Regions from separate parts of the Homo sapiens genome. Here all the other regions are linked to region 1. The links are chromatin contacts, found by Hi-C or POLR2A ChIA-PET in ENCODE. All regions are on one chromosome and are shown on one strand. The core of a region is the stretch at or near the end of the contact, and the rest is flanking DNA. Distances in the headings are between cores, read along the strand shown.

Region 1 (4,260 bases), core at 1,013-3,512:
TAGAAGGAGAAAGAATAATTCATTCTAACAAGTATTTCAGGCTTTCAGAACATGCTCTTTTAGAATTTGTTTAAATAATCAGTTTCATAGGTCTTTGAAAGTCATACAGAGCAAATAAAATAATTCTGCCTACTGTTCTCTCAGCTTTCCATGTGGGTTTTTGCTATGAGTTGTTACCTAATAACAAAATCTGTAGGATTTTGCTAAACAGACACATTATTCCACTACCAATGAAATTAATAAGAGTTTGAAACACATGCTTACGATACCATTATTGTTATTAATTCCCTAATAGACTGATCGATCACTTTCGATTAGGTGATTTTTTTATTGTTGTCTGTATTGTTCTTTTTATCGCCGACACCTACCAATGTACCTGATATGGCAATAGAAACTAAATAGATGTTTGTTGATAAATGAATAAACCCTTAACTATGTGTGAGACAATATAACAGGTGCCCATATAGAGGACGTGCACTTATATCTTTATATTCAGTGTCTTTATCTAGGAAATGAGAATGTTTGGACCTATTGTAGCTACCACACAGAGTTGGTCTAAAAACCAAACTCTAAATCTAAAAGGAAGTTCATTGAAAAATTAAAAGTGTTCTAAAATAAAATATGTCATTGTCCAGCAATTACATGACCATATTATGAATCATAGTGATGTCCCCCAAAACCTCATTGCATCTGTCAAAGTTGATTCCCATAGATGCTGGTCCTTTCCCAGATGGCACTATGTTAAAGAAGTCTTCATCTCAGTTCAGTTCTCATTTTTTTTTTTTTTTTTTTTGAGACAGAGTCTTGCTCTGTCGCCCAGGCTGGAGTGCAGTGGTGAGATCTCGGCTCACTGCAAGCTCCGCCTCTCGGGTTCACGCCATTCTCCTGCCTCAGCCTCCTGAGTAGCTGGGACTTCTGGCACCCGCCACCATGCCCGGCTAATGTTTTGTATTTTTAGTAGAGACAGGGTTTCACCATGTTAGCCAGGATGGTCTTGATCTCCTAACCTCGTGATCCACCCGCCTTGGCCTCACAAAGTGCTGGGATTACAGGCGTGAGCCACCACACCCGGCCCAGTTCTCATCTTAATCTAAGGCACTGTATTCTAAAGAACAAGTCTACAACCAAGCTACTTGTTCATGTAATCATCTGGGAGTGGAAGATGGTCCACAAAGATAAATTTACAAATCAAATAGTGGTTATGAAATGTGCTGCCACAGGAAGACTCTTAGGAAATGCAAAAATAAGATAGGCTAAGGAAAATCAAAACAAGTAATCAGTTGAAATAAAGGGCATTGTGTGAAAACATAAGAAAAAGGAGTAACATGCTATGAGGATTTAATAGAAAGATAAGTAAATAACTCCATGGCAAGAAACTGGAATTAAACAATAGCAATTTCCCTCACAGGTCACACTCAAAACGCTGTTAACCTTTATCTCCTGTGCTGACTGAGACAGGAAGAAAGAAAAAAGGGAGCAGTCTGGAATGAATGAGAAACACAAAGAATGACTAGGCCAAAAAGGGAGAAGCTGGCAATACCTAAGGATAAACGGCAGAGAAGTTCAAGTGTGTAAACTCATGAGTAAATCCATGTAGGGGCCCTAGGGAGGAGAACTCTAGCTCTCATCTCAGACCTCCTGAAAGCAGCCATCAGTGTTATTTTAGTCTTGTTTTTGATGGCAAACCCTTACTGTTGCCCAAGGTCATGACCTTCAAGGGGGCAGTAGTTCACTAATATCCACTGGAGATGAGAATGGTTTGCAGACCTGTAATTAGAATAAAATGTGTAGAGATTTTTTACACGGGTTGTCCCAAAAGTGACTTTTTCTCCAGACACAACCCGGTAAGTGTTTTTCTGATGCCTACTTTTTCATTATAATGATGCCTCAGGGAATCCATGAAGGAAAAAGAAATTCAATCTGGCTATGAGTAAGAGTGCTGCTAGAAGAGCTTAACATTCTTTAGCACTTTTTTCTCCCTCAAAAAGGAAACAATGGACTTAAGTGTTTTTAAAAATGTGCTGACTTCTATCAGGGTTTTCGGATAAACTGATAGGAAGGCTACGGCTCCTAGGCCTTGCCCACTGGGCTTGGAGAGAAAATTCTCCCCAAGTTGGGTCCCCTCCTCTAAACAGGATTCAGTTCAAGGAGCTAGCCTCCCCTAGATCTCCTCCAAGTGGATGCACTCAGATGAGAGGCGCTGGTCTCACCATGCTCCCCTACTCCAGGACCTCCCCTGAAGGCCTGGCCTCATGGGTCCAGCCGAGAGGAACTCTACACAGTTATTTCTGGCCAAGAGTCATTGGCTCCAACCCAGCAAGAAAATATTTCCTGATTCTTTTTTATTTTCAAGCTAAGGTCAAAAGAACTTTAGAATCCAACAGAGGGTTTTCCAGTATCTTTCACTTGTTCTGTGTGCAGGACAACAGCTTGAAGGAAAGGAGGGTTCCTGTTCTCACTTTGACAGATGGCATGTCACACCTCAGAAAAAGGGGCTGAGCAGAGCTATCACAGGCACTGTGAAATTATATGAATAATCAAAATGTTTTCTTTGAGTGGCCATACAATGACTTTCTTGTGAAAAAGTCAGAGACTAGTCGGGAAATGTACTCAAGAGTCTAGACTCTTTCAGCTACCACTTATTTAAAAGAGGAAGGAAGGCCAGGCGCGGTGGCTCACGCCTATAATCTCAGCACTTTGGGAGGCCGAGGCGGGTGGGTCAGGAGTTACAGACCAGCCTGGCATATGGTGAAACCCTGTCTCTACTAAAAATACAAAAATTAGACAGTCATGGTGATGTGCGCCTGTAATCCTAGCTACTCTGGAGCCTGAGACAGGAGAATTGCTTGGAGACAGAAGAATTGCTTGAACCCAGGAGGTGGAGGTTGCAGTGAGTTGAAATCGCACCACTGGACTCCAGCCTTGGCGACAGAGTGAGAATCCATCTCAAAAAAAAAAAAAAAAAAAAAAGCAAGGAAATGAGGGTGCAGGAGTGGGGAAAGTAGTGGTAGGGTGGGAGCTGAAAATTGTCCTGGTTCGGAAACAAATTGGTCTTAGGGAAATGCAAGTCAGAATGACAATGAGATACCGCTTCACACCCATTAGCATGGCTGTGATTAAAAAACTAACAACCAAACAAACGAAAAAACAGAAAATAAATATTGGTGCAGATTGGAGAAATGTGAATCCTCTACATAGGTGGTGGAGTGTAAAATGGTGCAGCTGCTGTGGAAAACAGTAAGGCTATCCCTCAAAACACTAAATATAGAATTATCACGTGACTTGGAAATGCCACTGCTGAGCACGTGCCTCAAAGAATTGAAAGCAGAGACTTGGGCAGATATCTGTATACCCATGTTAATAGCAGCATTACTTAATAATACCCAAAACAATCCAAATACTCATTGATAGATGCACGGATAAACAATATATGGTAAATAGGCATATTGAAATATTATTCAGCCTTAAAAGAGGAGGAATTCTGAAACATGCTACATGAAAGAACCTTGAAAACAACATGCTAAGTGACACAAGCCAAACACAAAAGGAAATAGGTTGTATGAGTCCGTTTATGGGAAGTATTATGCCTAGCATAATCATATTTCTAGAGACAAAAAGTAGAATGGAGGTTGGAAAACTGAATCATAACAGTTTTCCAAATGTACAGCCCTCTGGAGGGAAGGGGAAATAGGGAGTTATTGTTTAATGTGTACAGAGCTTCAGTTTGGGAAGAAAAAAATTCTGAAGATGAATGGCGGTGATGGTTGGATTATAGTGCAAATGTACTTAATGCTACTGTACTATATGCTTAAAATGGTAAATTTGATATCCTTTAATGTGGTATATTTTTGCTAGATATACACACACAGATTTGGTAGCTTCACCAAAAGCAGAGTTTCTCCACTGCCGTTTATATACCAATGCCACCCTCGGGAATCTTCAGTTATGACATTTCTATGTTCAGTATCCTCCACCAGGCAGCAAGCAGCACTCACACACATTTGATAAGGAAGGCCTCATTCTCTTTGCCCTGCCAAGAAAAAATTGAGAGCAAGACTGTAGAAGATACAATTCCACTGTTTAAAGAACTTTCAATACAAATATATATCTAAATATTTGAATAAATCACATTACTGTCATGATTTTAAATGTACATTGATATGTAATGTTTTTCCCCACAGAAGACCTGTGGCTCAATAGAACAGGAAATAGGGTCCCCTCTATAAAGATGAAGGCTCTATAGACTGAAAGCTCTTTGGT
Region 2 (4,129 bases), core at 1,367-3,866, 280 kb before region 1:
CTCCCATCTCAGCCTCCTGAGTAGCTGGGACTACAGGTGTGTGCCACCACACCCTGCTAATTTTGTGGGTTTTTTTGTAGAGATAGGGTTTCACCATGTTGCCCAGGCTGGTCTCGAATTCCTGGGCTCAAGCAATCCACCCCCATCATCCTCCCAAAGTGTTGGGATTACAGGCGTGGGCCACTGTGCCTGGCCAGGATAATCTCTTAAAACTTTAAATGTAACAGAATAATGATACGCTTAGATGTACATTTGTGATACTAAATGTGAAATTTTAAGGGTGCTATCTTATTAACGCATCTCTAAACAAATTGCTCATAATATTGTAACACGTAAAGCCTACCACTGGAATAAAAAACACTACCTTAATTCAAAAAATAGAAATAGAAATGTTGCTTTACATATGCTGTATCCTCAAATGGATTTTCCTGAATTTTCTGAGTCATTTATCTAAAAATTCATAAGAATATGGCAGCTGGTCATCTTGATTCTTCCAACCAAATAACATGAAATAGTTTGCAGGGCCTTATGCCACCTTTTCCTGTTGTGTTTTTGTTTTTCAAGTAACTATGCCCTACTTTACTGACACTTAAACATACAAATCATATTGTAACTTTAGACTGCATAAAGATAATGTCTTGTCCTGTGAATTGTTACAGGGAACTTTACTGCTTTTCTTCACCAAAAGTTGAAGGATGTTAAATAAGAAAAATGTGACCAGGCGCAGTGGCTCACGCCTGTAATCCCAACACTTTGGGAGGCCGAGGCAGGGGGATCATGAGGTCAGGAGTTCAAGACCAGCCTGACCAGCATGGTGAAAACCCATCTCTACTAAAAATACAAAATATTAGCTGGGTGTGGTGGCGCACGCCTGTAGTCCCAGGTACTCAGGAGGCTGAGGCAGGAGAACTGCTTGAACCCGACAGGCAGAGGTTGCAGTGAGCTGAGATTGCGCCACTGCACTCCAGCCTGGGCGACAGAGTGAGACTCCATCTCAAAAAGAAAAAAAAAAAAGAATAAGAAAAATGTAACTTTATAGAAAGTGGTAGCTCCGACATGTCAGTAAAAATTCTGATGTTATATTTTATTTCATAGTAAAACGCAGTAATATCACACTGTATCTAATATGTTTCCAAATGCGAAGCCAAAACCTACACGAACTCTGTTTTGCCAAGAAATTTTCTGCCATGGTTCTTACTGTTGACATAGAGTCCAAGCAAAGGCTTCAGATGAGGAGGGAAGTACATCTTCACATCCAGCCTTCTTGGCAACAGAAGAAAGTGCTATATTGTTCTTCACACAAACCATCCCCATTAGAGCTCAAGATGTTCTTTTCCTTCTAATCCTCATTTGTACCCCTTAGCCATTTGTTTAGAATTAAATTAACTGCAATTTGGAAAATGTGGATGAAAGGTAGTGCATTGAGTAGATATCACATGTTTCCTGAATGGTGCCTGTTCGGCCTCTTTCACGGCCATTCATTGTGCTTGAAAGGGTGTAGTGTGTGAATTGTTGGACTGTCACTCTGCAGAGAAGTCTGGCTGCCAGTATTACCATGGAAACAGCAGGAAAAAGACAATTAACAAAATGGTTCTGATGTTTTTTTCCTATTTCTTTTTCTACTCGTTAGACTTAGGGAGACTATCCCCCACCCCCTTTAAAACACACACTCATACATGCACACATACATGCCTGCACCGATGGGAAAAAAACGATATTTGAACTGCTCACTAAATTGAATTCTTCTATTGACAGCATCCATGAATTAAAACAAAACTCTGCTTCTAATATAAAATATTTCTAAATGGCTCTCTCAACTTATTCCTCCCTCCCCCCCCTTCAGGTTCTGTTCTTTTCAGACATTGAAGGAATTCTTTGGAAATATCTTTAGGTAAACGACTGTTAATGAGCAGAGCCTGTGATTTTAACCCTGGCACATTCACTGGACTTTTAATTAGTCCCTCTTACCATCACTCCTGTGACAGAAACACAATGTGGCCCCAAGAGCTTAAACCAAAAGGGGACTCTTTTTAGATTCTCGGCCTTAGTGTGAGTTAGATCATCAGGAAAAACTAGTTATGCACAGCCACTAGTGCTAGGATTGGTGACTGAAGGGTTAACAGAGCATAATGAGTGCATGTTTGATGTCATCATTAATGCAAAAAATGCATGGAAATCCAAACTTTGTCAGACTTTGATTTCCTTTAAAAAGGCTATTTATAAATAAAGAAAATGATTGTACATTTTGGGCCTAATAATTAAAGTAAAATATGAGTGGGAGCCCTATTGAGCCTCTGTGTCAAATATTCCATTGAAATGAAACATTGTGCTTTGCAGATAAGCACTCTTAAGTGCAAAGAGATACTTGGGAGTGAGCAAATGAAGCCTTCTTTTGCATGTTGTATTTAAACTCTGTTCTCTTTCCCAAGTCTATGGAAAAATTCTATATGAGGCCTAAGCCCAGAAGTGACCTTGAGCTTGTTCGGACTTTAGTATAGATTTTTAAAAAGTTTTCTGCCAGAATGAAATGTAGTGCTTATTATTTTACAGATTGTTTATTGGCATTCCTGAAATCCTGGGCAAGCATCCAGAAATCACTCTTAAAATTTACCAAACCAAGAAAGGCTGAACCAATGCTGAATTTCGTGTCTTTTACTTTTCTCCAGCATTCTTTGACCCACTCAGAGCATTCTGTTCTCTTCTTCTTTTTGGCAATATTCATTGTAAAAAAAAGTCATTTAGAATAAAATTCCAGGAAAGACATTCAAGAAAGGAAGTAATCTGTTTTTCCAAATTTTAGAATAAGTGTGAATTAAAAGAACCTTTAAATATCTGCTAAAACATTTAGTTTATAATTTAATTATGCTGGACCAATAACTGTCTTTATGAAGTACTTTAAAACAGTTCCTTAGAAAATGAGAAGGTGTCCTTGACTTAGGCATTCCCATACTTTTGAAGAATATTAGACATTCATACTATGAAATAACTAAAAAACGCATTGGCATATTAGGTAGGCAGTATTTGTGAGAAATAAGTCATGTGAAATTCTTTTAAAAAGGGTATAGTTTTGAATCAAAGTCAAACAAAACTTGACATTTTTAACAAGTGAAAATCACAAACCTAGTAAAGATTTTCAAATTCTCTAATCCTCTGCAGCTCTCCATAGCTAACTTACTGTGAACTGTGTCTTTGAGATGGGCAGAAATCACTACAAAACCATCCACATGGCATGTGAGATCATTGTTTTTTATTCACAGTGCAGGATTCTGGAGTAAAAAAGTTTAAACTTGATATTCTAAAATAAAAAATTGAAATAACTTCCCTAGCTATATTTATGACATATATTTTATTAACAAATCCAGTTTTTTGTGCCAGATAGTTCTAGGATGGCAAATCTTCGTAATGGCTAACAAACGGTTGAGATTCATGAGACTCACTGTGTTATCAGCTACCTCAGTATGCTCAAAATCATCCCAAAGAATGTGCACTTAATGAGGACAGGGGCTTAGCTCTGCTCATTGCACTACTCTCAGTGCCTATAAACACAGAGTATGCATCTCAAGACATGTTTGCTTAGTGAATGTGTCCCCGTTTGTCATTATGACGAAGCAAGGAGTTCTGAGCCATTCATCTGTCCACACATCCTTTCTTCTGCACAAAAATGTTCTAGATTTCTCTTCACTAAGGTTCATACAAGGTTGTTTAGATTATGGATTTACACATCTCTACAACTGACCTAACAGATATTTTTAATTTTTGCTTATTTCCTTATGTTTTCTGTTTTTTAACATTATTTATAACCAGTATGATATAATGGCAAGTTATAACTAGTATAATTACTTATGTACAGAAAATATAACTAAAATTAAATATGTTAATCTCATTTCCTCTTGAACTTCACTTATTTTCAATTTTAAAGGAATTCTTATATTCTCACAATATTTTCACTAAATAAATAGGAAAAGATATCTATGGTTAATGACTACCATATTGAACAGTGCAGATAATAGAACTTTTCCATCACCACGGAAAGTTCCTTAGGCAGTTGCTGTTCTAGGTCCTGTTCACGCCAATAATGTCATATTATACATATTTGCTTTGTTACCAAAGTTTTCTACTTAAAAGTATA
Region 3 (4,627 bases), core at 1,105-3,604, 320 kb after region 1:
CACATTTTTCCCTTGCCACCGTCATGTAAGAAGTGCCCTTTTGCCTCCTGCCATGACTCTGAGGTCTCCCCAGCCATGTGGAACTGTTAAGTCCAATTAAACCTCTTTTTCTTCCAAGTCTTGGGTATGTCTTTATCAGCAGTGTGAAAAAAGACTAATACATCAGTATATCTATTTTGTTTTTGTTGTTACATGTACTTTTGTTGCCATAACAAAGAAATGATTGCCAAATCCAATGTCATAAAGTTTTTCTTCTATGTCTTCTTCTAAGAGTTTTACAGTTTTAGGTTTAGATTTGTTACCTATTTTGAGCTAATTTTTGTATATAATGTACGGTAACAGTGCAACCTTATTCTTTGCACTTTGATATCCAGTTTTCTCAGTACCATTTGCTGAAATGACTATCCTTGCCTCATTGAAAGGTCTTGGCACCCTCATTGAAAAACATTTGCAATTACAGCAGGGTTTATTTCTGGGCTTTCTGTTCTACCTGTATCTTTTTTGACGATTTTTCATGCACTCAGAAACTGTATATGCTGGTACTATACACTATGCAAGAAAAAAAAATCAGAGAGGAAAATTAGAACCTTTAAAAGATGGTGTCTGTTACTGCTTGCTGAATAGTATACCCACAACAAGATGAGGAGCTACTTTAAGAACTAGAAGCAAAAAAGAAGTGACTCTCACTTAAAATGAATGATTCTTTAAGAATGTATTGAGCATTGCCAAGTATCCAACCCTTGGTGTTGAACTGATTGCTCTTCCTACATTACTTTTTGATTTTCTCTCATGGACAGTTGTCCATAAAAAAAGTTACAAAAATTTTCTCTTTTATACAATTTCCTTTCTATATTGGTTGGCATCATAAGAAATCTTGTGCTGACTGATTATTAAGATCTCCAATAAAAATAAAATACACACAAAAGAAGCTGCACATTTATATGTATATGTGTATGGGTTTATTTCTCTCTCCACCATCAAAATGTTTACCCATTATATATTTTAAGCAGTTGTGAATGCAGAGAGAAGAAAAGGCAAATTTTATTCAGCCAGATATAGCCTATTTCCTATAAAATCCTCAAGGTTATAATTTGGGAAGAAGGTGATTTCTCAGAGTTCCCATTTGTAGAGAAATGTTGACTCTTATCATATTCACTGATGTCCTGCACCACCCACCAGATTGGGAGCTGCAGCCTGGTTCATCGAAGCCAGCCATGGTGAGGTTTCTGCTGAAGATCTTCATGGTTATCCACAGAATCTCTTTCTCAATGTCTGAAGAACATCTTACCTATTTAATCAGCACTTGTACAACATTAACAACAACTTCATCCTTGTGTACTGATCATAAGTGCACACACATCACAACTGTTGTCCTTCAAGTCTTACCATCAGCTTTCCAACCTTTCAGAAGAATTTCTCCAATACTTCCCAGCCAAAGCCATTGTTCCAAACCCGCAGGTGGCTTGGCACTCAGCACCCAGCGGAATTCTAGATTCTTCAGCTCACTTCCTTCCCTTGGCCGCACTCTTGACCCAAGCCTAAGCAGAAAGCACCTCGAGGCAGAGATTGTATTCATCTTTGGCACAATTTCATCCATTGTGCTTGGCCCTAGATGTCTCTTCCCTTAGATAAATATTAAATAATAACAAGACAATGACTGTTCTTTCCTCTGGAGGGAAGGGGATGTTTTCCACTATTTACTTTCACCTTCCTCTTTTTTCATTTAGACGTTATCAACCGAAACCTCAAATTTAAAAAATAACTTTAAAAGTGCATATACAAACTAAACTTAATTTTCTGTACATTGTTGTAGTGCCTTAAAGAAAATTTTTGATTTCTATTGCACTCTAGCAAATTATTAGTGCTACTTTGGATACTTAGGAAAAAATTATTAGAAAAAAAAGAAAGAAAACTTTAAAAATGAAATGAAACGTGTTCTAACCGCACTCCACGAGCACTCCATTTATTCTCAAAAGCCCTGCACATAGGCTGTGACAAGTAGGGTAAATGTAAAATTACGAGGTGTAGTGTTCATTTTGTTAACTATCAAGAAAAAAAAAAAGCAGGTCCAAATTCAGGGAGGAAAATATGAGCACTGTGAAATGCCATGTCTTCCTGCCCCTGGGAGATGTATTTATTGGAAATTATATTGCAAGGAAAAGGTCTAAATAAATTAAGGCCCTAGTTATTATGTCACATGTAACTGCATTGTAGAATATAGCCACAATTTTGCAGTTATGTAAACGAAGCTGTCAAGCACTTGTTATTTTAAAGCTGGATCCAGGCAGCTCCCCTGACAGCCCTGTGGTCCCAGCTCCCAGCCTGATTCATGGCCGGCGCTGAGACACAGGAAGTTCATGTCTGCTCTAATCTAAACACGGTGAAAATGGAACATAAGAAGCAGTGCAGAAAGGTAAAAATAGGCTAAACCCCATAACCCAGACAAGAACCATACAACACACTTGGAGGAAAGAGAAGACAAAATGTAAGCCTGTGAGCCACAGCACCAGCTTATGTACAATTAGGGATACCCAGGACAGGCCCCAGTGCAAAATGAAAATGAAGGGCTCCTTGTCTGAAAATTAAAAGAATTCTAAGACAGTGACAGCAGAGCATCAAACCAAGTGCAAGGACAAAGTGTGGGGCCCCGAGTGACTGTACAAGTCACAGCCCATGAAGCTGGACTTGGAGGTATCTTTTAAGCAACCGAATAGTTATACAGCAATGAAACATCAATTGCTTCAAATAGAAGGAAACTGCGTTCCTCATCTGTACTATTTCTTAACAGCATTGGGCATTTAAGTTGTAAATGTGTAAAGATATTTAGCTTTTACGCTTTAAAAGGTTTTTTTTTTTAAATGTGTGGTTTTATAGCAAATGCTTGCGGTCATTGTAATTCTTTCCATATTTTTCTACTGAGACATAGTAATCTGAATTGTGTCCAGCAGTGAAATCTGGACTCATTGTTTAGCTGGGACCATGACAGTATTGACTGCTCCAGGGACAGCCACGGGGGAAAAGGAATATTTAAAATATACCACTATAACTGTTTGTTTAGGGGCAGGGGAGGAGTTTGACCATTCCTACCCTAAATAAAGATAAGCTATGATTTATCTCCTATAACAAAAAAAGTAAATTTAGCTGTTCATACTTCTCATTTTAGAGGAAATTACACTTTAGCCTTATTATTACTCTGTATAAACAAAGAAAAGGCACAAAACTTTGTCTTCCATCAAAAGCAATAATTTACAATAGAGAAGAGAAGAGTCTACAGAGGCTGCAGATTTAAGCAGCAAATCTGGCTCTCAGAGTGCCTTCCTTTTTAGCAAGAGGATGAGTGTTTGTCAGGAGACCCAGAGCCACTCCCTCCAGGCCCTCTTTGTAGCTCAGCTCAGAGCAGAGACCTTGGTGTACCTCAGGAAGGTCTTTGGACCCGTCACATTATCTGCCATAATTTGCCTGCACCAGAGCCCTGTCAACAGGCAATGGTAGGCCATTCTGTTTAAACTGAAGTAATTAAATCTCTCTGCTCTCATAAAAATAAAGTAAAATAAAAATACAACTGCCTGCTGCCGGTCAGTGGAATTAGAATGAGTGGAGGTAAATTTTAATTTCGCAGTGCAAGTGTTAAATTATTGCCCTCTAAGCTGACTGCCAATTCTGCATGAAATCTCACCACATTTTAATAATTCGCCTTTTGTTTATAATGGAAAGAGACTTAGAAATAGCACATGTGTTATGATTTGGAAGGAGATTTTATGTGCAATTAGGGTCCTGAGAACCACAACAACATAACCACGTTCAGGTTCCCTAATTGGGCCAAGAGGAAACTATCATTTCTGAAATGATTTGGGAGCCTTAACCTTTGTTCAACTTCTCTAAAATACTTGGAATTATTTTGGTAGTGTCTGCTTATTCTCAACATTTCCATTTAATTTTAAAGCTATGCACTTTAGAGATGTGTATCTCTGTTATGTGAACACTGTTAATGACCAACCGCTTTCATTACATTATGAAACTGTCAAAAAAAATTGCCATTTGTAAGTGATTCTATGTGACAGTTTTTAAAAATTGTTTTTAATGTAATCTTAACAGAATTCCACTCTCTGCCAAGGATCAGAGCCAAATAACTATCAATAGGGAAATTATTTCTGTACAACCCATCAATAGAAAGCCGAACTTTTAGAAAAAGTCAATTTTGAAATAATAGTAAGTCTCTTAGATTCTTACTGATAGTCATTGGATGATCTCTAAATAGTCTCAAATATTCCTCATATTTATTGCATGCCACTACTAACTAGTAAAATCCAAATGTTAAATAAAATACCTTTAAATAAAGAAAGTAGAGAAAAATCACTTTAGTTTGTTTTAATCAATATTTTATTTCTTGCAAAGCACTATGACTGCAGTGTTCAAAATCAATGATTCAATGCATCCCTTGTAGTTCAATTGACTTGCTGCTCTTACACATTCTGCATTGCTATTAACGTAAAATGGAATTAAAATAGAGTGCTATGCAGTCAAACCTGAATAATCCATACACAGTTTATCCCACACCCCAGGGTATCTGCAAACACTGCTTAGGGACTGAAACAGTTTGACATCCTCCATATGCTATTGACTTGTT

Evidence for each region. Hi-C counts contacts between places; a loop is a spot of excess contacts on that map. ChIA-PET counts read pairs that join two places held with the same protein, here RNA polymerase II (POLR2A). Pooled maps may share reads with other maps.
Region 2: a loop to region 1 is called in a map of chondrocyte, with 2.1 times the contacts of the local background. The contact joins two enhancer-like sites. A Hi-C loop is called at or near these places in 2 of 168 maps with a recorded cell type or tissue (PC-3 and chondrocyte) and 2 of 50 pooled maps. POLR2A ChIA-PET finds 5 or more read pairs at or near these places in 2 of 52 experiments (IMR-90 and PC-3).
Region 3: a map of PC-3 shows a loop between it and region 1 (9-fold over the local background). The contact joins two enhancer-like sites. A Hi-C loop is called at or near these places in 5 of 168 maps with a recorded cell type or tissue (PC-3, aorta, cardiac septum and 2 more) and 7 of 50 pooled maps. POLR2A ChIA-PET finds 5 or more read pairs at or near these places in 2 of 52 experiments (PC-3 and activated T-cell).

Annotation. Positions count from the first base shown.
Region 1 is chr10:36,487,809-36,492,068 of GRCh38, reverse strand. No RefSeq gene overlaps it. Among named protein-coding and RNA genes, the nearest start is that of LINC02630, 590 kb to the right of the region's middle. Within about 2 kb of position 2,262, at least 7 of the 41 ENCODE cell types and tissues checked have a DNase peak (open chromatin) inside an H3K27ac peak, as active enhancers do; they include PC-3 and endothelial cell of umbilical vein, where a contact is called at or near this core.
Region 2 is chr10:36,764,463-36,768,591 of GRCh38, reverse strand. No RefSeq gene overlaps it. Among named protein-coding and RNA genes, the nearest start is that of ANKRD30A, 360 kb to the left of the region's middle. RefSeq lists an enhancer at 296-2,775. Within about 2 kb of position 2,616, at least 2 of the 41 ENCODE cell types and tissues checked have a DNase peak (open chromatin) inside an H3K27ac peak, as active enhancers do; they include PC-3, where a contact is called at or near this core.
Region 3 is chr10:36,170,463-36,175,089 of GRCh38, reverse strand. No RefSeq gene overlaps it. Among named protein-coding and RNA genes, the nearest start is that of LINC02630, 270 kb to the right of the region's middle. Within about 2 kb of position 2,354, at least 8 of the 41 ENCODE cell types and tissues checked have a DNase peak (open chromatin) inside an H3K27ac peak, as active enhancers do; they include PC-3 and endothelial cell of umbilical vein, where a contact is called at or near this core.